Linked DNA regions of Mus musculus: regions 2 and 3 are each linked to region 1. Evidence: chromatin loops called from intact Hi-C (ENCODE). Cell type or tissue: heart. All regions are shown on one strand.

The links. A loop is a pair of places that touch in the nucleus more often than their neighbours do. Peaks named below come from ENCODE experiments on the same cell type or tissue, not always from the same donor. Only the 100,000 strongest peaks of a DNase experiment are listed, where the experiment ranks them.
Region 2: a loop joins it to region 1, with 6 times the contacts of the local background. A loop is called at or near these places in 7 of 42 quality-filtered maps.
Region 3: it touches region 1 in a loop (2.0-fold over the local background); 4 of 42 quality-filtered maps call a loop at or near these places.

What each region holds. Positions count from the first base shown.
Region 1 is chr1:88,632,886-88,640,885 of GRCm38, reverse strand. No RefSeq gene overlaps it. Among named protein-coding and RNA genes, the nearest start is that of Arl4c, 65 kb to the left of the region's middle. In heart, a CTCF peak has its summit at 4,950; a DNase peak (open chromatin) is centred at 5,035; H3K4me3 peaks cover 528 bases; H3K27ac peaks cover 2,676 bases.
Region 2 is chr1:88,695,252-88,703,251 of GRCm38, reverse strand. It overlaps Arl4c (ADP-ribosylation factor-like 4C), which reads left to right and starts at 1,061. Exons shown (of 1, transcript NM_177305.4): 1 at 1,061-5,027. The coding sequence starts at 1,588. The coding sequence ends at 2,166. In heart, a CTCF peak has its summit at 775; DNase peaks (open chromatin) are centred at 951, 2,061, 2,731 and 3,691; H3K4me3 peaks cover 4,082 bases; H3K27ac peaks cover 3,692 bases.
Region 3 is chr1:88,461,328-88,469,327 of GRCm38, reverse strand. It overlaps Gm29538 (predicted gene 29538), which reads left to right and starts at 6,709. Exons shown (of 3, transcript NR_166084.1): 1 at 6,709-6,810. The region is part of intron 1 of Gm28888 (a long non-coding RNA gene); the gene reads right to left. In heart, a CTCF peak has its summit at 3,443; no DNase peak of the experiment used is centred here; H3K27ac peaks cover 1,163 bases.

The DNA.
Region 1 (8,000 bases):
TGTGCAGGTGTGAATACATGTGTCTGCAAGTATATGTGGCAGTCAGAGGTCGACACTGGGTATCTTCCTTAATAGTGTGCCACTTTTTCTTCTTTTGAGACAGGGTCTCTCACTAACCCGTGAGCTTACCCATTTACCTAGGCTAGCTGGCCAGTGGGTCCCCAGAGATTCTTCTATCTGTTCTCCTCCAGCCCTGGAATTACAGTTGCAGTCTACTGCACCTGGCTTTTTGTGTAGATTCTCACCCAGGTCCTCCAGCTTCTATCTAGAATGTTACTGGTTGAGCTATCTCCCTGGCCAGTCCGAGCGCTTACATGCATAAATCATGTTCTGCAGGTACTGAAGCTGCCGTGAGCCACACGTAATGCACACGCATTGTTGAACCAGCCTCGGGAAAGGCAACTGGTCCTAACTGGAGAGTCAAAAGGCACCGTTTCAGAGCACAGCTAACAAATTCATGGTTTTGTTTCATTTATGTATTTATTTGCTATGTGTCTTCCTCCCACCATCACAAGAGGGATTTCAGAGCCAAATTTCCGAAGACCAGGCTTTTCAGAATGGTGTCATTTGTATTCCTCCCCTAGAACAGGGGCTTCAGAAAAAGAATGTGAGCTATGCAGGGGAGAGCCAAGGAATGTGTGTGCCCCTTAGAAGGACCTGCAGGTCAGAGGGAGACATCCCTGGAATCTGGCTTTGAAGGCAGAAATCAGTGTGATGGATGGATGGCAGGAAACTTGAAAGGAAGCTAGGGGCGGTGAGGCCAGGCTCCAGCAAGCCAGGGACTTCCCCGGCCAGGGAGAGAGCCCTATGGCCCGATCTCAGATGGTGAATCACCTGCTCAAGCTGTTCCTACGCCTCCTGCACCCAGGAGCTGGTGCACATGCCGAGATTTCACCACAGTGACATGCCTGCAAGTGGCAGGTGGCTGAGTAAGGCCCCCAGGCTGGCCTGGCTGACCCTCCCACTGTGCCCTATACAGGCCCTTGGATTTCCCCATCCTTTCGTGTTGAAATCAAGAGACAATGGGCGGGCCTCAGAAGATATGTTTACCTTTGTCTCCCAGGAGTTAAGTGTTCATCCAGAGATGCAGCTTTCTCAGCGAGGTCAGGTGAGAGCAGCTACTCTGCAATGAAAAGGAAGGTTTGGTTGGGGAAGACCTATACACTGCCGCTGCCTGGACAGCTGCTTCTCTGAGCCAAGGACGGGGGAATCTTCCTGTAAGTCCCAGACTCACACAACCTGGCATCCAGGGGCTGGGTACACAGTGTTGTAGCTGTTTTCCCTAACATGCCTTGCATTCCACAGAAGTGACTCAGTGCCAGCTGCACAGAGCCTCCTGCCTGTGACTTTGAAGGCCCTCCCCACCTGAGGAGGACTGTGGTCTTCCAGGAACAGCTCAAAACCCAGCCTCAAAACAGCTTTTGACTCCCAGGTCCTGGGACACAATATGCTGTCTTCTCCCAGCCCCTGCCTGGGCTCAGCCATCAAATTGATAAGCTCCTCCCATTCGTTATTATGTAATTGTTACCACCCTTTATAAAGACCAAGTATCATATCTGGGACAGGAACTCATGGAATGAAGCATATATAATGAGTGGTGGGGTGCTTTTTGCACTTACTAGGGTTTGAACCCAGGACTTCAAGGTGCTAGTCAAATGCTGTATCCCTGAACATCTCATCTCACTGATGTGTTTTATAAAGACCAAGGATATGTTTTATAGAGTGCAGGATGATGCAGTGGGAGGGGAGACCTCAGCAAGCCTATGCTGAAGCATCCCTCACCCTGAGGTACCAGCCACAGGACGGTCTAGTATAGCATAGAGTTTATTTGGGAGCATGGGAAGGGGAGCTGAGAAGGGAATAGAAGCAGAGGAAGAGAGGGGACAGAGAAGGACACAGAAGGGGTTGGGGGGAAGAGGCTGGCCAAGAACATATGGAGAGGGAAAGATAGGGGTCAGAGAGAAGAAAGTCAGAGAGTCAGAGAGAAGGGGCGAGGCCAAACAGTTCCTTTTAAAGCAAGCCAAGCCTACCTGACTGTTGCTAGGTAACTGTTGGGCGGAGCCTAGAAAGAATGCCAACACTCACCACCTCTGTTTTTACTGCAGATTGCCTCTACCAAAGTCCATGCTGACAGCTAGATTTTAACCAAGTGGTGCCTCGTCATATAGGCCAGGCTAGACCCCATGGGTTGATTACCTACACTGTATAAAATGCTCCAGGCTCGCTTACCTACCCTGGGCCCATTTTTTTTTTTGAGTAGCCCAGCTTCCCTCCATTATCAGATGATTTAATTTCTCTAAGAATTGCAAAGCAGCACATCACTATGGCCGCCGTTTGTATTTCTCTGACTATTAATAATATCATGCTCATCTTTGTATTCTTATTCATCAGGTCTCTCCTGTGATAATGACCTATGATTGTATCTGATTTACATAAATGCATAGAGGTGCATACTCAGTACACACACACACACACACACACACACACACACACACCTGTGTACATTCAGACACATCCATACATCTGTATACCTATAGCCATCAGTCCCTGTGTGTATGTATGTGGTCTTGTGTGAATACACACTTACAAAGCTCATGGATTTGTAGAAGTTAAGGTTTCATTCCTCACGATTATCGTTACCAGTAACCTATTTCACAACCTTTTTGCAAGAATGGAATGTCAGAGCCTAGCGATTGCTTGGCAGCATCCCCCCCTCCTCCCTCAGATACTGACAGATACCTACTGGGACTTGGCAGACAGGATTTCTCACCTGAAAAGGGAATTAACATCAAAAGGGTTTGTTGTTAAGGTATTGGCACCACAGCCCTGCTCCCTGCCCTGTTCCCTGCCTCCCTCCTATTACTGTCAAAGAAATGAAGCAGAAGGAAGAGGGAACAAAATGGGGCAGTGGGAAGAGGGCAGAGTGGGGGAACGAGGGTTCCCCAGGATGTCAAAAGAACTGATGACAATCTAGCCCAGCTGACCCCCAAGGAGGTGAGAACATTGTCTCAACCCTAACCTCTCCATGACCATAGTATGTCACTGAATGAGGAATTTTTGCAGTTTGTGCAAAGATCAAGGATGAGGACTCCAGCCTTCAAAGTCAAGCATTCTAGCAGCATCTTGCTATCCTTAGGCCTCCCAGCTGTGATGGTTGGTTAATCTAGAATCACCTAGGAAGAAAGTCTCCATGAGGGGTCTCTTAAATCAAGTTGATTTGTTGGCATTTCTGGCAGGATTGTCCTGATTGTGTTAATCGAGTTAGGAGGATTCATCCACTGTGGGTGGCACCATTCCATAGGCAAGCATTCTGGAGCATGTGAGGGTGGAGAGAGAAAGTGAGCTGAGTGTGGTTATCCAAGCATTCATTGTTCTTTGTTACCTTGACTTCCTCAGGATGGTAGTCCACAACCTGTAACTGTGAACTGAAATAAACTCTTCCTTAAAGCTGTCAGGCCATTTTATCATAGCACCACAAAAGGAAACTAAGATATCTGCCTTCCACGTAACAGCCACGTTTGAACCCCAGGCCTTTCCTTCAAGACCTCCCTTGTTCTGACACTTGTGTGAGTGCTGCAGATTTTCCCAGAACCCCCAGGGAAGTGTCTCTAGGGTCAGTTCCAATGATGTTCCTGCTTTGCTACTTTCTGGCTCTCTGCTTTCTTCTTTAAAAAAAGGAGAAGAAGAAGAAGAAGAAGAAGAAGAAGAAGAAGAAGAAGAAGAAGAAGAAGAAGAAGAAGAAGAAGAAGAAGAAGAAGAAGAAGAAGAAGAAGAGAAGAGAAGAGAAGAGAAGAGAAGAGAAGAGAAGAGAAGAGAAGAGAAGAGAAGAGAGAAGAGAAAAAGGAAAGCTTTTTCTAGGCTATGGAAGATGAAACTGAATCAGGAAGCTGTGTCACTTGGTCTGCAGATTACAAGCCCCAGCCAGAGGCAGGGTTCCTACAGACATCTAAGCACTGAGCTGTAGGTGACACACTGACCAGAGGGCAAGCTTGGGGTGCTCTCTCTCTCTCTCTCTCTCTCCGCCTCTCTCTCTCTTTTCTCTGTCTCTCTCTCACACACACACATCCTTAGCAGCTTCTCAGAGCAGGAAGCAGGGTGACATTTCATCTATCGAGTCCTTAGTGAATCTCCACACATGCCCAGTGCTGACATATCCTTCTCTAGATGAAGTCTCATGATCACATACAATGCTGGCAGGAAGTCCATGTTTAACATCTGCAGCTAGAACCCTCTATGAGGAAAGTCACAGTATCATTTTGTCTGGATTTTGGAAAGAAAGGGTCTGTGATAGAGGGTGGGAAGACCCACAGACAACAGATCCAGGACAAGAATAAATGCAGGCTCTTGCTGTGTGACACCCTTATTGCCCTCAAAAGAAAGAAGGAAAGACCCCTCTGGGCCTCTTTGGAGATCCTGCCACGCCATGCTATCTGTTTCTGGTGCTGGGGCCTCAAGTTCCTGCCGTGCTGTGGTTTGAACTCCTTAAGTTCTGTCTTACTAATTCTCCCATCCTCCCAGCCCCTTTGCAATGACCGGCAAGAATGGGTAGATAATCCAAACCATTGTTCACCAGGCACGAGGCTATATATGTTCATTTTTATCCCTATGTGAGCCGGGAGCATCTCTATCCTGTCTTAGAGAGAAGAAATGGTTGCTTTGGGGGAATGCTTGGCCCATGTACAGCCAGGTAGCAGAGAGCAAAGGCGGGGCACCGGTTGTCTGGCTCTAAGTTTGCTGCAATGGAAGTGACTTATTCTGTTCATGAAGGTGTCATCAGTGCAGAGCAGGGTAGGGTCTGCCACCCTGTGTTCTCAGTCCAAACCCACTGGGCACCTGTCCTCTTGCTTAACCACAGTCCACACTGTACATTGAGGCCAGTCTCTAGCCCCGACATCCCCAGAAGGGCGACAGGCGCGGGGCGCAGCGCCGCCTTATGCCCCAGTGCAGGAGGCATTTGGATTTATTTCTCCAGCTGTGGGGTAAATCCAGGGCAGTTTCTTTTCTAGGCTCACTATCAACATGGCCTGCGCCTGTTTCCTCTCTGCAAAACTTCACCTCATTTCTTATTGAGTCCGCACTTCCTTCTTTTGTGTAAGGAGTCCCCCTATTTCCGGTCAAGCCTTATTTTTTTCTTTCCGTCAGTTACTAGTTACTGTTCAAACAAGTGTGAGTTTCCCGCTTCCTTCAGAGCTGAGCCCAACAGCTTCATGGGACACTCCCAGAAGGGGACATCCACAGGGGACAGTGTCTTTGTGGTATTGGTCACTTTTCTTATGAGAAATTATCTCAGGCAGAGAATGAATGTAATGGAGTTCCTTTCACAATCATTTTGAGGACGTTCGTTTTTTAAATTTAAATTATTATTATTTCTTTGGAAATTTCATACATGAGTACACTAGTTTACATCATTTCCCTGCCCCAACTCTCCCTGCAACTTCTCCCCAAGTCTACCCTACACCTTCTATAATTTATAACCTCTCTTTAATTATTATTACTGCATACATTATCTATATTATACACACATATACAACATACTGAGTGCATTTAGTGGTACTCATATGTATATGTGTTTAAGGCTGACTGCTTGGGACTGGATAACCTATCAAGGGATTGCCCCCCTGGTAAAGACTGATTGTCGTCTCGGTAGCCATTGATTGTCTGTAGGTCTTCATCTAGGGGAGGGGCCTTGTGAGATCTCCCTTATCCATGCTGGCATGCAAACTGGTGGTGTCGTTATGCAGGTTTTGTTTAAGTGGCTGTATTATTGAGATTTCATGGGTATAGCTTCTTAGAAAGGTCACTTTAGAATCTAATTTACCTGGGAACCAGAAGGTCTTTTTCCCCCATAGAAACTGAGATAGACTGGGACTGTTTAATGATGGACTGTTTTTAATGAAAAATAAAATAGCAATGCCCTAGATAATTATGCAGTTTTAAAAGCATTCCAGTACACTGAAACACCAGTAGATTTCAGGTATAGAGAGCAGTGACACATGCAGACAGTAAGGGGAACACCTCCTTGTTCTAACCACTCCAGACGTCAAACGCTAAACCTAACTTCTCTTGCTTCTTCTCGAACAAGTGTGCTGACAGCCTGGCTTCCCTGTGTTGCTCCACCAACCCCAGTGAGGACTTGATCAGCCTTGGTATGCCTTTGAATGCATGAGTAAAACCCCACCATAGAACTCACACCCCAGGAATCCTCATTTCTTTCAGTTTCCTCCACAACAGTGGTTCTCGAATTCTCTAATGCTGAGACCCTTTAATATAGTTCCTTGTGTTGTGGTGACCCCCAACTATACAATTACTATTGTTGCTACATCATAACTGTAACTTTACTACTGTGGTGTGTGTGTGTGCGCGCGCGTGCGCGTGCACGTGTGCATGTGCCTGTGCCTGTGACTGTGTCTGTTTTGAGATTGAAGTTTGCCTAGAGGGTGGTGACCCACGGGTTGAGAACTGATGTTCTGCGACCAAGAGAGGATGGCAACCATGGAAACCTAGATGCAGAGTCAGGTACTCACTCGAGACTGGAAAAACTAGATCCAGTCCATTGCACTTCTTTGTCCATTGCCCGTATTGCTGTACAGAGGAAACACACATGAGTCTAGGCTTAGCAGGAGAAAGGACCATTCTCTCAACTCCTAGGCTGAGATACAGTCACGTTTATTTCTGGAATAGTCTCCTCCTGATGGGCATTACTCATGATAGTACTTCTTGTGGCCTTTAAATTCTATGAGAGATTCCATCTTACATTTGAGGAAACTGAGGCAGGGAGCAGGAGTAAGCAGGCCACTCCAGGGAGCTGATGTACAAGTGAGGCCTGAAAACAAAGAAGGATTAAGGGCTCTAAGGATGGTCACTAGGACAGTTGCAATCCCTGGAGATGATCTGTGGTCTGGGCTGAGTCACTGGGCTGGATAGCAAGCAGAGAGACCTTGTCACTGTTTGGCCAGCCTCTTGTGCACCTCACACTCAACTGCCCATTCAGAGGACATGGAGACAGTTATGTATTTGGGGACATGCCAGATCTTGGGGGACATTCACTGTGATGGAACTTGCCCAGAAGGGATACAAAAACTCTGAGACTGAAGAAGCTAGTGTGATGACCTAGAAGACTAGAGTGTGAAGGATGGAGGAGTGGGTAGGGACAGGTCCTGCCATCGGTCCTCATTTCCTCTGAGTGCCACAGCATGGTGTGGCTCCAGCAGGAAAGTGACAGGGTCGTGCTCTGAATAACATAAAGATCCCTGGAGTTGGGGGCAAGAGCTCTGGCTGCTTCTGATATCCCCGGGCTTCCTGGCCAGGCACTGCCAGTAGCCTACCCCCTCCCAATCACATCTGGATGTCTCCCTCAGGAAGAGAGAGGATAGTCAGTTGATGGGTGAGCCCTTCACTGTGGGGGAGTTTTACTTGTTCAGTGACCACGAATCTGGGATTAACTTATTGTTCTCACTGCCCTGTCATTTGTCCCTGAGCATCGGTGTGGCCCTGTGCCTTACTGAGAATGCAGACAAACTTTGATTAAATTCTGCTTTCCCAGTAAATACTGGTGCGTTTGTCAGGAGTTTGTTTCTTTAGATGGAAGCCAAATTGTGTGCTCTGCAAGCTTTTCAAATCTTCCAAGGGAACAATGGAGTTCATGACAAAATGAGAAAACAATTAACTATGGCAGGAAAGGGGACCTTCACAGCACAACCTTCGTCTGCTATTTTAGTTGCCAGAGGAGAAATGTGGGGGTCTCATCGTCATGAAGTCAGCCAGTGGAGTGGTTTTCATCTTTTGTTTTTTTGAATTTCAGAACAATGAAATGGCCCCAAATGTTTACATGGGCGCTGGAATTGTTCCACATGGGAACTATGACGTCGTGTCAATACACGGTGATATGGACATCTCTCAGTCACCAGCATGAAGGAAGGGAAGAGGTCAAGGCAAAAAGTTCCCAAGAGTCTCAGCATCCCAGAGTCCAATTAAGCCAATCAGAGGGAGGGGGAGGGGGA
Region 2 (8,000 bases), 62 kb before region 1:
TATATATAATTTTTAAGATCACAAATGATAAGCATTTTTATTTTCTTTCCCTGGATTACATTTGCAACCTTTTCTGACCCAGAAGCCTGACCTACACAAATGTAAACCATTTTCCCCTTGGCTGTCATCTCTAGTTCCCATCATCATCAAACCTGTGTCACTCATAATCACCCCCCCCCCGACTTCCCTCCACATGCAGAAATAATATTCATTTGCTACGTTTTACAAGGTAGGATAAAACCACTGAATGGAGTCACGAAATGGAACCCAGAAAATATGTATTTGTGACTCATCACACCACCAGCTCCAAGCTAGCTAGGGTCTTCTAGTGACCTAGCTTTCCTGAAGCCTGGTCAGGTGATTTGGACCTCCCCCATCCCCTACCCTCACCCCATCCCTGGTAGGTTCTCAAGGTAGAATGACAAAGGTTGCTTTAAGACTAACCTAATCTGGGATGTCAGCAGAGTGGAGGGGGTGGGGAAGGGGTGGGGAAGCATAAAGCAAGGCTCCAAAATGGGTGTCTGAGAAAGAAATGTCTGGAGTTATCTAGGCAGGTGGGTGGTAGGTAGTCTTAACTGAGCCTCCTGGGCACACCCTAGACTTAGGGAGCATACGCATCAAGGAAGAATAGGGACCAAGACACTAGGGCACCAAAGAGCGTGAAACCACGCGGTGGAAATGGATTAGGAGTGGGCAGCAGCAGGGCTGCAGGCTCAAGGAGGTCAGCTCCTCTCCTCCGCCCTCCTGCGTCGGTGCCGCAGTCTCACCGCCCTAGCCCTCTGCAGTCGCTGCCTTTGCCCGGCCAGCTGCGGGCTAGGCCCCGGGCGGGGGTTCCGGAGCCCGGAGCTATTTTTAAAAGACGCGTCACCGGATTGGGGAGGAAGAGTCCGCGTCCAGGCCCACAGTCGGCGCGCGGCCGGCGGGAAGGGTCGCCTGGGCGAGTTTCGAACGATCGGAGCGCGCGAAAAGACGCAACCGACCGAGAAGACCCCGCCTGACCCCGGGAGACCGCGGGGCGTGGCGGGCGAGGGGCGTGGCCTGTGGGCGGGACTAGAGGGGCGGGGCCGGCGCCCTCCGGCCGCAGCAGGCTGGTGGCGGCGGCGGCGGTAGCAGCAGCGCCTAGTACTGCAGGGACAGCAAGGCAGCTACGCTAACTCGGACGCCGGGGAAGCCCGCGCCCCGCCTGCGCCTTTGCGGCGCTCCCGGGAGCCGGAGCTAGAGCAGCTCCGAGGTGCGCCGAGACCAGAGGCTGCTGCAGAGCCGCGGTGCGGGAGAGCCGCAGGTCGAGCCGGGCTACCGCGCAAGGCGCAGACATCCTACACCGCGGCGTCTGTCCGTGGCGGCTGCGCGAGAGACAAAGCCTCCGGAGAAAGATGCCCGCGGAGCACGCACCAGGCGGGCCAGGGAGCCGGCCCCTCCGAGCCTAAGCGCGCCTGGCCGTGCGCCGCGGGGACGCCGAGACCCCACCGGGTCCAGCAACGGGCGGGGCCCAGGTGCGCCCGGCCGCAGAGGGCCTGTGACTGCTCGGGGGGCGGCGCCCTCCCGCCGCAGCCGCAGTCGCAGTGGCCGGCGCCGCAGCGAGGAGCCATGGGCAACATCTCCTCCAACATCTCGGCCTTCCAGTCTCTGCACATCGTTATGCTGGGCTTGGACTCGGCCGGCAAGACTACGGTGCTCTACCGGCTCAAGTTCAACGAATTCGTGAACACTGTGCCCACTATCGGCTTCAACACCGAGAAGATCAAACTGAGCAACGGCACTGCCAAGGGCATCAGCTGCCACTTCTGGGACGTGGGCGGCCAGGAGAAGCTACGGCCGCTGTGGAAGTCCTACAGCCGCTGCACGGACGGCATCATCTACGTGGTGGATTCGGTGGACGTGGACCGGCTGGAGGAGGCCAAGACGGAGCTGCACAAGGTGACCAAGTTTGCGGAGAACCAGGGCACACCGCTCCTGGTTATCGCCAACAAGCAGGATCTGCCTAAGTCGCTGCCGGTGGCCGAGATTGAGAAGCAACTGGCGCTGCACGAGCTCATCCCGGCCACCACCTACCATGTCCAGCCGGCGTGCGCCATCATCGGCGAGGGCCTCACCGAGGGCATGGACAAGCTCTATGAGATGATCCTGAAACGCAGGAAGTCTCTCAAGCAGAAGAAGAAGCGGTAATGCGCTAGAGCAGCGATCTGGAGCAAGGCTGAGCGAGCAAGCCAGTGAGTGAATGAATGGACGTCTGGGTTGAGCGAGAACCCGCGAACAAAGACAACGAACCAAAGCGATGATTCGAATTTTTAAAACACGATCTCTGTATCCAAATACAGGACTTGGAGACTTAAGCCGGGTGTGGAGGCTGCATAGCCACCCATCTCGTCACCTGCCCCACCCCCCCACCCCAGCTCAGAGGACCTTTTGTCTATAATGCTTGAGCTACCGGTGGGATAGGGTGGGGGGGACCGGTGGGGAGTGGACGTGAGGACGCAAGGGTCCCGTGGTGTGCCCTCTGGCCCCAGGTGGGAAGCTTGGATGTCAGAGAGACAAAAGCGATTTCTTCTTGCTCCAGCAGGGCCAGAAGTTCAGACTGCCCAGCCCCCACTGCGGGGGGGAATCACGTGTGAGTTACCTGAGGTATGCAGTTCACACAGAACCCTGGGGGGGGATACCCGAAAGGGGACGGGTAGGCGCTGGAGTGTACTGATGGGAGGGTGGGGATGACCGCTCCTTTCATTCTGGAGCTATGGAAACTGAGTAATTTTATGGCACAGGGCAGGTCCCTGTTGCGATTTCATTTGTCCTACTCTGGGCCCAAAGGAGGTGGTGGTTTGAGGCCATCCAGAGGACTGCCTCGGACCATGCGGCAGCTGGAAGGCCCAGGATGCTGTGTTTCTGGACTTGGCTGGGAATGGCCTGGAAGACGCCACTTTCCAGGGGTGGGTGTGTGTGGTTTTGTTGAGAACTGCTTTTCAGCCTGGGATGAGACCTCTTCCAGATGGCCTAGGCCCTGTCCGTGTGCAGGTCATTCTCTCGTAAAGAGACCAATAAAACAAAGAACAGAAAAACCATTGGAGGTGGTGGCAGTACAGGTGCTTAAAGGGTGAGGGTCTCGACATTAATGCTGTGTGTGTACGCGCGCGTGCGTGTGTATGTGTGTGTGTGTGTGTGCACTCGGTACTGCATAATCGGCATAAAAACTGGACCCTCTGGGTGGAATTTAAAAATCTCTCAGCCTACTGATTGGTTTGGAAGACCACACCAGCTACAGATGTGTGCTGAATTGCAAAATGGTTTTCTTAACAAGGGGGAGGGGGTCTGATAATAATACACGTGGTGATAGGTTTCAGACATTTAAAAAAAAAAACCAACAAAAAACACTTCCACAAATAAATTATCTTCACCTTAGGAGAAAAGGACTTTGCCCTTTTGTGGCCCTTGGTACTGCAAGTGAAGACATGTTCAGATTTCTGAGCTGGGTCTTTGTGACCTATCTGGTTTCAGTATTTTACTCAAAATGTGTCATTAGAATATTTGATATCACTCACCAGAAGAATAAAACCCCACCTTGTAAAAGCTAACCCCGTTTGCATGGAATTGAAGAGAGGAAAAGTCTAGAGGAAGAAGTCCTTTGGAAATCACCCTGGTGGGAGCCGGCCTGGCCTCAGAGCCAGCCAGCACTTTTGGTTAAAGGCAAACAACAATGAGTGCTTGAGAAGAGAAGGAAGCAGGCGTGTGACGTCATGGTCACTGGTACTCAGGCACTTCACAGTTTACTTGAAAGAGGCTTTGGAAAATAGATGAAGTGAAAGAATAAATACATATTTTTTAATAAGGTAACTTTAAAAATCCTTTATAATCCGGAGTGAGTCTTGGCTTGTTAAAAGCTGTCATTTATCTTGAAACACAGTATCAAAAGAGAAATTTACAACTGACTTTGTTTCTTTTTCTTTTAATTTCCCCCGCTGAATCCATGTTTTAGGGTAGGAGTTTTTGTTTCCCTCCATGGCAACACATTGCTGTGCAAAGGAAGCCATGGTTGTGAATGAGCACGGAGTTGGTCACAATATGAGCCCATCCCTATTGTCCTTGACACTCTAGGAGTCAATTTAAGAACCATAGGCAGAAATCATGGCTTCCTGCTTGAAACCCGATCCTTAGAAGATTGTTTTGAAAGCTGAAATCTAGCGGCCCATGCTCCTTTCTTGTGTGTTTGATAGCCCTCCAATTTACTGGTCTTTTTTGTATACAGAGCTAAGCAGTGGTTAGCAGCCTGCAGGATCTGTTTACACAGCAACTGTGGATTATTGGCTTCTCCGTGGCTGGTCCCATGGTCTGAAGATTCTGTATAGAATTATTAAAAAAAAATCCACCTTTTTATTTTCTTCACAATTTCTTAAGCACTTTGACATTTTGGTAGTTCCACGATATGGAGAGAATAATATATTTATTTTGTGACATTGCATATGCCAAATAATGTAGCTTTCCTGTGCTCACAATGCCTGTGTTCCAGGTCAGTGTCCGATCCTGGCCTGCTTGAACAATGGCTTGGGATGGGTTTGTGATGCCCCCCCCCCAAACCATGATCAATACTTAAGGGTGCAGTTGACTGTTAGTAGTTGTGCAGTAAAGTCAAGCCCTGTGGTGTATCAGCAAATAGTTAAAAAGAGTCTCGGTTGATTTCTGTAACGTTTGACCTAATGAAATACCCATTTCATCTGTGACAACACATAGCCCAGTAAACATCACTGTGGTGGTGCCATGGGGGAGTTCCTAGTGACACTTCTGCCCTTTGGGTTCCCGTAGAGGAATTCGGCCTCCCTGAGCAAGGTTTGGAATGAATGGTTTCTGATAGACACAGGGAGGCCAGTTTGGATTGAGAGCTTATTTCTTCACATACTCTGTGGCGGTGTTGGAACCCCTGGCTTCCGGTTTTGGTTTCCCTGTAATTCTGTCTTCTCTTCTCTGTTTCCATTCCCCCCTCCCCTTTTATAATGCATATATGATGCTGTGAACAGAAATAAACTATTTCTACAATCAAACAGTTGGAGGCGTTTTCTGTTGATTTGTTTTTTTCTTTCAGGTTTCTTGGTTCATTTTCCAAGCCTCTATGGAACCAGGGAGTGGACCGTAAGGTGTTATCTGAGTTCTAGTGAGTTCCAGAGCCTCACTTGTCTGGTGTGGGCTTTGCTGAAGTCTGGGTCCACCCTGAATGGTGGATGCAGAGGCTCAGCCACTCATGCCTGTCTATTGTGTCATCTCCCTCCTTCCATGTCTTGCCCTTGCCTATCTACAGCACTATTGGTTATTTGAATGATCCAGAATTGTTAAACACTTTGAGACTCCTACCTGTCCACTACTCTGGAGCCTCATACTGCTGGAACGGTACAGTAAACAAAGCTGCCCAGTGTCAGGGTTGTTGCCCCTGTCCCTCTCGTTTGAACCCAGTGAAGAGCTCTGGGATTTGATTCCTTTCCAGTGGATACTGCAGGCAGACAGATATACGCCATGCTCTATGTCGCTGAGAATTGGCTCGCTTTTTGAAGAACAAGTGTTGGGGTGGGAATCAATGAAAGCTTTGGAAGGTGCAATGAGGAGCATATAAGAGCCCTTTGTAGGCATTCAGCTACAACTTAATAGTTACGGAGGAGGCATGAGGAGGCCTTCATAGCTTTAAGTCTGGAATGAGAACAGGTCTGGTTCTAAGGTTGGGGATGTAGTCAGCTGGGTGCTTGGATAGCATACATGAAGGCCTGGGTTTGATTCCCAGCACTGTGTAGATCAGGTGTGGTCATACTTGCCATCAAACTTGGGGGTTTGAAGTAGGAGGATCGAGAGTTCAAGGTCATCTGCTGCAGGTCAGGTTCAACACCAGCTTAAGCTGTGTGATACTAAAGTTCCTGAGGACCCAAGATTTTCTTGAATCTCACTGACCGGGAAGCCTCAGTTTCTTTGTATGTAAAACAAGATAATGGAAGCTTCAAGAGTTGTCGGGAAGATAAGCTGTTCATACAGATAGAGTGCTCAGGCTACTTGTCCTGAGCAAGTGCTCAGTAGCTTTGGGGTTCTGTTTTTGTTTTGGAGGAGTCCTTTGTTGTTTTCTTTTTTTTTTTTTTTTTTTTTTTAAAATTTATTTATTATATGTAAGTACACTGTAGCTGTCTTCAGACACTCCAGAAGAGGGCGTCAGATCTCGTTACGGATGGTTGTGAGCCACCATGTGGTTGCTGGGATTTGAACTCCGGACCTTCGGAAGAGCAGTCGGGTGCTCTTACCCACTGAGCCATCTCACCAGCCCCTTTGTTGTTTTCAGAGTATGTGTATGTGTGTATGTTATGTGCACCTGTGCATGGGTAGGTACACACACGTGTGCCCAGAAGAAGATGTCAGATGTCCTGTTCTGTCACGCTTCATCTTATTCCCATGAATTTCAGGCACATTCAGCCATCCCCGGCTTCTTGCCTGAATTGTGTGGATTTGAACTCAGGTGTGCATGCTTGTGCACCAAGAACTCACACCCACTGAGCCCTCTCGCCAGCCCCTGGGCTTTTAGTTACTAATCGCGAGAACTGCCATGTGTAGAGTGTGAATAACTCATCAGATTGCTGGCCTTTCTATTAGCCTGTTGCTAATTAGTCTGTCTGCTCCATCCCTCTTGGCATCCTTGAGCAACCAATAGCCAGGCTGCTGGCCCCAGACAGAGCATGGAATGAAGTCAAGCATCTCCAGCCGTCCCAGAGCCTTGTCACTCAGAGCTGGGAATGGCTACAGTGGGTGGCTCTCTAGTTCCTTTCTTTGAGCATACCCAACACTGCTGGGTTGTGAGTCCCTTCTGGCAATGGGTAGATTTACTGATTGCTGATGTTTAGCCTGAGGTTGAGCACATAGTAAGTATTCCCTAGATGTTAGTCAGATGACTTCACTCACATTAATTCATTTTAGTGATAAGTGTGTTAAAACGGGCATCTAGATCATAAATGTTTTGTTTTCCATTAAATGGGTGAGAGTTAAAATGAAAGTAGACAAAATATCAATATCATTCTTCCAAGTTACTGCCTTGAGAAAACCTCACAGAAATGGTTAGGGTTGTAGCATGTGACACGGACACAATGATGAATATGGTTCTGTCTCTCGTTTTAAGAGATGGTCAGGAAATCAAAAAGAGGGAAGACCAATGGGTGGATACTTCATTCCTCCTTAGAATAGGGAACAAAATACCCATGAAAAGAGTTACAGAGACAAAGTTTGGAGCTAAGACAAAAGGATGGACTATTCAGAGACTACACCACCCAGGGATCCATCCCATAACAAGCCACCAAACCCAGACACTATTGCATATGCCAGCAAGATTTTGCTGAAGGGACCCTGATATTGCTGTCTCGTATGAGGCTATGCCAGTGCCTGGAAAATACAGAAGTGGATGCTCACAGTCAGCTATTGGATGGAACACAGGGCCCCCAATGGAGAAGCTAGAGAAAGTACCCAAGGAGCTGAAGGGATCTGCAACCCTATAGGTGGAACAACAATACGAACTAACCAGTACCCCCGGAGCTCGTGTCTCTAGCTGCAAATGTAGCAGAAGATGGCCTAGACGGTCATCACTGGGAAGAGAGGCCCCTTGGTATTGCAACCTTTATATGCCCCAGTACAGGGGAATGCCAGGGCCAAGAAGTGGGAGTGGGTGGGTAAGGAAGCAGGGTGGGGGGAGGGTATAGGGAACTTTTGGGATAGCATTTGAAATGTATATAAAGAAAATATCTAATTTAAAAAAACATTTTAGAAAATGAAAAAAATTGGTCAGGATATGGTTTTATCAACTGTATCACTCCAGAAGCTAATTATTCAAAACTGGCTTATACCCGAAACCCGAAAATGCTGCTTTAAGTGACAGAACCCTCAAAATAGCTGAGAACGGACTTAGGGGTTGTTTTGTCCCTATAAGACTAAAAATAAGGAAGTCAAAATAAGCGAAGAGCGAAACCCTTCACTTACATTTCTGCAACCTTAACCTTGCC
Region 3 (8,000 bases), 170 kb after region 1:
TCCCGGCAGGGAAAGCAGGGCAACACCCAGGAAAGCATGGGAGCAGGAACAGAGAGCTGGTGATCACATTGATATCTCTACTCAGGAAGCAACGAGAGACCAGAAGAAGCAGGAAGAAGCCATAAAACACCAAAGCCCAATCTAGTGGCATGCTTCCTCCAACAAGGCTCCACCCCCCAAAGGTTCCATAAACTCCCACCAACACCACACCTAGCTGCAGACAAAGTGCTCAGGTACCTGAGTACATGAGTACACTTGCCATTGAAACCATCACAGGTGAGCAAGCGCCACCCTGACCTCAGGGACAGTGGGTCTCATTGGCAATATCGCCCAATATCGCCCAAACACTGTTCCCATGGGAGAACCAGCACATGGTGCCTCTGTAGAAAGAGAATGCATGGCTGCTCAGTGTAGACAAAATCCACCCCAGTTATAAACATGGCACTTTATCCCAGAGAGAAAAAAGTGCTGTGGAAGGAGCAACAACGGCCCAGGCCAACTAGTAAGGGACTGCCAATCATGACACAAAGACAGAAAAGGGTCCTTGTTGTTGAATAGTGCTAGGAAACAGCTTGGAAAGATCTGTCTCCACAACCCTTCCCAGCATCTCTCAGGACCTCTGTTTTGCCTCCTCCCTTGAGTCCATTTTCACATTGCCATGGCTACAGCACACCTTGGATTTGGGTTGTACGTATGCCTGTGTGCTTCACAGTGAGTCACTCCAGGAAGGAGTCCTAAACTAGTCTAACAGCTCAAACACCTTCCTTGCTTCCAAACTTAAGGTCACCCTGGGCACTGACCTGGAACAGCGAACAGCTAGAGAGCAAAAAAGCATGGTAGCTGGGACAAGCCAGCCAGCTCAAGACATAAACCACTCAACTCTGTCTAGTTCCTGCTGTACAGCTGAAATGATAGCCATGCAGACCTTCAAGGGATGTTGGGATGGTGACCCACTGGGCAGGGCCTCTACATTCAATGTCTGTCAGCCACACCTGTTTCCTGCAGTGTGCTATCCTAGGGCCTTCACTTCCATATGCGTTCTTACGCACGTATGTACTTTTCCCTTAGGATCACTGCTTGCTTTACGAAGCATGTATTTCTCACAATATCTGAGGCTCGGCTTCCCTGCTTAGTTGAATCCCAACTCCTTCCAGGATACCATCTAAATCCAGGGGCCGACCCCTCAGATGCTACAACTCTTCTAGCAAGGCCACACCTCCTAATCCTTACCAAATCGTTCACCAACTAGGGACCAAGCATTCAAATGTATGAGCCTGCAGGAGCCATTCTCATTCAAACCACCACAGTGTGTGACTACACCCAGGGCTGTGAGGATGGCCCAGAACAAGTTATTGGAATGCTGGAGGGCTTGAGGGGCTCGGATGTGGAAGGCTTTAAGAAAGGGGCATTTGGAGAGATGCCTCAGGGGATAAGATGCTTGCTGTGCTAGAATGAAGACTGGAATTGGATCCCCAGCACCCATGCAAAAAGCCAGGCTGGCACAGTGCCCATCTGTAATGCCAGCACCCTGAATTATAGCCACCTAAAGCTGGCTGTCAGCATTAGATTGATTGGCAAGCTCTGGGTTCAGTGAGAGACCCCACCTGAGTAAATAAAGTGGAAAGTGATTGAGACATCAACCTTTGGCTTCTACACGTGTGTGTTCATACACTTGTCTCACACACAGACATGAGAATACACACACACACACACATATAAGGTACATACACATTCCAGAAGAAGAGGGGGAGAGGAAGAGGAGGAAGAAGAGGAAGAAAGGGAAGAGGAAGAGGAGGAGATGAGGAGGGAAGGGGATGAGGAAGGGGGGAAGGAGGAAGAGGAGGAGGAAGAAGGGGAAGAGAAGCAAGGGCAGCATTTTGGTTAGTCAGGACAGTCTGAAGGCTTGCTAGTCACCGCAGGGTCACATCTTCTTGCCAGTAGTTTAAAGTGTGAAATTTCAAAAACTTGGTTTGAGAGATAGCATGTTTTGAATCTGAATGGCACAAAAATTAAAAGCCGGATTTAAAGTCTGCTGGCAGAGGAGATCAGACAGAGGAAAAACTCCCCATGCCACCATGTCTATCCTCCTGTGAGAGAAGCAGACTCCCGGGGCTGAGTTCTATGATGTCTCTGAGGCTGGATTTAATCTAGAATGTCTCAGTTGGTGGCCAAGAACCTTTGAGGGTTATGACTTTGGCATTAAAGTGGCCCCAGGGACCATGGAAATTCCACACTTGACACCTGCTTTGCTCATCTCTTAGCTTGATGTGCTATGAGGTGCCTTTTAAGTCCCACTCAATATCCCTACGAAGACACGACTGGAGTCAAAACTTTGCTTGGATTCGGGAGAGTGCTCATTGAAAGAAAAGGTTCACTGGCTGCCAAGGTAACCCCTGGGCATTAAGAATGAGGCGGCTCGCCCTTTTCAATGAACAAAGGGAAGGTGTGGCAATTGATGGCTTTGGTGAAAGTCAAAGAAACTTTCCAGCACAGTCACCCGGCAGCTTCCTTCCAAGAGGGCTGGAGGGAGGGGAGTGGGGTGGGGCTAGCCAACTTCAGGAACCTCTCCTAAAATGACATCATTTTTTTGCCACCAGGCACTCTCCACAGGGAGGCTTGCCCATTTTATGGCTGCTGAGAAATGACTGATGGTACTCACCTCCCTCTATAGATGCATCTAGACTCTCTTCAGAAAGGATGCTGACTGGAGGGGCACCTCAGTGCACATGTCCTAAGTCTTAATTCTCAACAGCTGTAGCCACAGCCCTGCTCACTGCCTTTCCTTATGTGGTCGTTCTGACTCTGTAACCTCAGCATAGGAAACAAAGTCCTATTAATCCAGCTGAACACATCTGTCCATGTTGGTCATCTTGACTGCCTGCATCACTGGCCTGTGATTCTGCTCAGCTGAGTATACCTCAGCAAGCCTATCTGTGCCTCAGTTTCCTTATCTATAATGACAATGATGGCACCAGGGAGAAGAAGGCCTAGTCAGCAAAGCGCTTGCCACAAAGGCATCAGGACTGGAGAAGGTTCAGTTCCCAGAACTCACAATAGAAGGCCAGTCATGGTGGCACTTGTTTGAGATATCAGTAGTGGGAAGACCTTGACGAATGGAACTCTGGAACCTCTTTCTCCCCAGCCCCACTCCTGGAAGGTGTCTGACCTTGTTCACAAGTGACCTTATTCACTTGTAGCTTCAGCCCAAGATGGGGAAAGCTAGGATGGTGACTACAGTCACGGGGTATAGAGCTAAAGCCTTCATCAGAGAGGTATCCATGGAGACATCCTCAACCCTCAGGAGTATTACTGCCTCACTTGTCCCCTGTGGATGACTAGTACCCTCCTCCAGGGCCACAGAGTGGGGCTGGGCAATGCAAGGCCTACGCAGAACCCTAGGCTAAGGTTGTTGAGCCGTCTTGATGTCTGCTCGCCATCTAGTGCTGGCCAAGAGTAACTGAGTCTCTACTATTGCAACCATGGATATGCATACATCACAGGCTGCAAGAGGGTGTCTCTTACCTGTGGGTTCTAATCACAGTGATACCTCTTTGTAGGCCTGCCTCCTGGACCATGACCCCTTTGTGGCAACACTGTCTCCATTTGTTGGGCAGCTAAATCCAGAGGCCAGGTTCCACTGCCTTTTAGGGGCACGGGAGCCCACTCTCTGACTTCTTCAGCAGCATGTTAAGTCAGATGTTCCAGATTTTGCTGCCAAGCCTCCTCATAGCCCTGATCGTGAGGAACTGAGCCTCTGTCAAGAGTTCTCTTCGTATTTTTAACTTGTTTTACTCCACGGATCCTCAGGGAAACTGCAACAGAAGATATAAAAGACAGGACCGGCAGCCCTGAGTTTGGGCTTGTATGTATTTGCCACAGGGATCGCTGCTTCCCAGCTCACATGTAATCTGTCTTTCTTTTCAAATGCCCACAATGTTCTACACACTATACTTAAGATCCAAGAATAGAAAGGCAGCAGAGAATACCTAGGCTCTGTCCCCAGGGGCAAAACCAGCTATAAAGAAAAGCTCTGATGGTGGAGGGAAACAGATGTGTTCAGCCTTTGATATCACCATCAGCAGAATCCACGCAACTATGTTACAAAAGAGAAAACGATAACAAAATTGCCAAATGGGGAGCTCATGATGTTTTACCCGCGAGGTTCTCAACCTTCAGAATGCTAAGACCCTTCAATATAATTCCTCATGTTATGGTGACCCACAACGATAAAATTGCATTCATTGCTACTTCATGGCTATACTTTTGCTAGTTATGAATCATAATGTAAATATCTGTGTTTTCCCATTGTCTTAGGCGACCCCTGTGAAAGGGTCATTTGACCCCCAAAGGGGTCATGACCCACAGGTTAAGAAACACTGCTTTAAGCAAAGTTTACAATTTTGTGTGTGGGCCCATTCTTAGTCATCCTCAGCTGCCTGGGGCCTCACTGGCAGAAGACTTTCCTTCTATCCTGAGTACCTGATATACAGTGCCTGGAATAGCTTGGGAGGCCTAATGCCCTGGTTGCCTCCAGCAAGCAACCTCAACAGAGTCTGGGCTATTATGTTTCCAAGCCCCGCCCTCCCCTCCATCATGTGACTGCCCCAAGGAGAATAGTCAGGCTTCTCTGGAATGTGTCAGCACTGATGCCTCCAGTGTCCTGAGAAAGTGTCACACAGACTACTGCACGTGCTTAGGTGGTACAGTCTCTCCCGGGCTTCTAGAGCAAAGGGCATCTAGGAGTGATGACGGCATCATGGTTTTATATTGCAGACACATGGGAGTCAGACAAATGGGCCAGGAAGGAACTTCTATGTCCTTCTCAAGTTTTCTAGACATGGGTCTTGAGGAGTGGGAAGAGGGGACACTGAATGCTGACAGTCATCAAACAGAAGTGGAGTTTTTGTTTTCATGAGTAATCACTGGGCAGCCAAGTCTGGGAACCTAGACCAGACCAGCATGGTATCCAAAAGAGCTTGTTAGAGAGCTGACTCCCAAGCTTCAACCCTGACCCATTGAATGCGGTCGATCCAGGGGTGGGGCTGGCTATCCATTCTGGAAGTTCTTATCTGAGCTGTTTGAGAAATGCTAGCTATACAGACACAGTCATCACTGTTTATGTAAGCCCATTCCCAGGTCACAAGGGAGTTCCTTGGCCAAATAGCTTGACCTTCAACATGAAATGTGAAGGGGTGGGGGCTGCCCCTCTTCACTTCTACATGGAGAGCGAGGAGAGTAGAAGAATCCGAGGAACCTATGAAGCTAAGTGTTTCACAGTTAGAGGCCTTAAGACAGATGTAATCAGACTCCTCGTGGAAGCCACAGATGCTGTGGTCACAATTAATTTACCTTTAGGGAATGGTCCTACTTGAACAATCCTGGGAGGTTGGGACCTTCCCCAACCAATAAATTGGCTGTCGAGATTGATATGAACTGAAATTTTCTCCAAAAGCCCCACGTGTGTTGGAAGCTCTTCAGACTCGCTCACGGAAAAACCAGGCGATTGTGGCGAGATGGGGCATTGCAGATCCAGAGTGAGAATTGTATTGAGCTATTTTTAGTTCCAGTAGTAGACATTGTCCAGAAACCTCTGCATCTAACCTAACACCTTTGTTAGAGGTAAATTTTATTTTACTTCAATTCTTTGGGCCACTAGCTTCCACCAACCCAGAGCTTAGAACACCACAGAATAGCTGAAGCCTGTAGCAGAGATTTCTCTGCTCTGCTGTAACCCGATTCTTTGAAATCCTCACCAATGTATTTAGCAAATGCAACATTGTATAACATTCTCTTCCCCACTTGTAGAACCTCTTGCACAGTGGAAGAGTGTTATTCAGAGCAACCCCAGTCTGTGTTCCCATGGCAGCTTCACTAATATTTGGCTCAGTACAAACTGGCCCTCATTTCCTTTGGAGTAAGAAAGGTGTTTGTGTCAACACTGTTAGGCTCACCGCCAACACACAGGTGTTCACACATAGGCAACCCATGGTAGGTGGCACAGGCTAGTCAGTCTCCCTTTCTATGAAGGGAACCTAAACAAACCTTCCAGTACAGCTTGCTGGGAGTCGGGGGTACCAGGGTCCTCCAGATAGACTTCCTTGATCATTTTGTCTGGACATAAGTAGCCCTTCTTCTCTGGGTGACCCAGAAGAGACCCCCTGCCCGTTCTGAACCAGGCAGTAGAAGAACCCGTTATTCTACTAGGCAGGCTACGTGCTGGGATTTCAGAAATTACCATGTTCAATTGGCAGAGATGACGAGGACTTGCCCTGACTTTAGTCGGTGCTCAGAAGTTTCTCCAAGGTCCATTTGTGAGCTGCCTTGTGAAATCCAGTTTCATCAGGAACCCTGGGAAGTCAGGTGAGCAATGGCTGGGCTCACTCTGTCTGTCACTCACCCTCACCCTCTAGCATCCAGCAAAAGATGTCAGACCACTAATACCTTCAGCAGGAATCCTGGGAGGCCAATTCAGCCAGAATGGTCAGGAACCCCCAGTGTGTTCCACAAGGAATCATTCACCACCACCTGCCCCGCCCCCATCTGTTTCCCATTTACCCCTCCCTCGTGCCCATAATGTCTTTTGGTCTTGTGCCATCTCTTTCCCAGTTCTAAATCCTATTGTGTTTCTGCTCCCCTCCCAGTGGTTCTGAGCCTAGTCTGCCCGGGCTTTAGCAGGTGTTATTAGTAACTGTAGCAACAGCCACAGCCACACAAACACTGCCGCCCCCCTCCGGAGCACAGGAAGGAATGAAGAAGTTCCACCTGAGCCTCCCAACCACACTGGCTTCCTTGTGGTCCCAGCTGTCTAGAGTAAGAGATCGATGGGGTCTGGGGCAGAGGGTGGGGGTGGGGTTGTAATTCAGACATTCTATAGAATCAATAACTTCAGACAAGAGTTCTTGTAGAGCAGAAATCAAGCCTGAGAAACAAACCACATGGGTTTAAGAAGTTGTTAAACTGGCCAGTCCTGCAGTGTGAGTTCCTGCTACCTGGTCCCAGGCAATATTCAAAGGTAGGAAAAGAGTGTCCGATCAGGGGGCCTTATTGTAAAATTAGACCCATAGAACACTTTGTATTTAAAAGGAATTGAGACCTAGTCTGTTGGCCTGAAGTTCCTTAAGTGAAGCACAAGACTGGGCCTGTTGATGGCCAATCATGGATTGTGAAGGGCTCATAGGGCCCCACCCCTCCCTGATGAACTATAGGCAACTGATAGATTGTGGGGGAGGGAAGTCTCTGCCATCATTTGTGTGTGTGCCAAAAGGGTGAGCCCACCAGGTCCCGGAGGGTGGTTCCAAACCTGGGCCACTCAGGGTCCTGCTTAAAAATCACAGGTTCACCAAACAATAAGGAGCATGGAAAGGGCCCTGGGAAGGAGGAGAAAGGGGGGAAGGGATGACTGGATGGGAGAGAGATGGGGGACAGGAGGGGGACAGATACACTGTATACACAAATGACGGTGCCAACAACAAAATCAATGTAAAAAAATAACCTCTAAAAATATTAAAGGAAAACCATAAGACTTTACAAAGTGTAAAGTCTATCCCCACAAAATGTGAAAACCTAGGGCCACAAACGCCCTTGAGGTAAATGGCCTCACTAGTACTGCTCAGAGTGAGGAACCACCAACCCAGAGGCCAGATAAACGCAATGGGGACTGTGGAAAATTACCCACCAATAAAAAGGGGCATCTGTGCAACAGTATGGATATGTTTTGTAAAATGTGTTATGGTGCAGTGGGAGGGGGTGCCTTAGCGGCCATGTTGAGTCCCCCCCCCCTTCCAGGTACCAGTCATAGTCTAGGATAAAATGAAGTTTATTTAGGGGCATGGGAAGGAGAGGTTGAAGAGGGGGTAGAGGCAGAGAAAGAGAGGGGACAGAGAAGGGGACACACACACACACACACACACACACAGAGAGAGAGAGAGAGAGAGAGAGAGAGAGAGAGAGAGAGGTCAGAGAACATGAGAGAGGAGAAAGTCTTTTTATAGCAAGCCAGG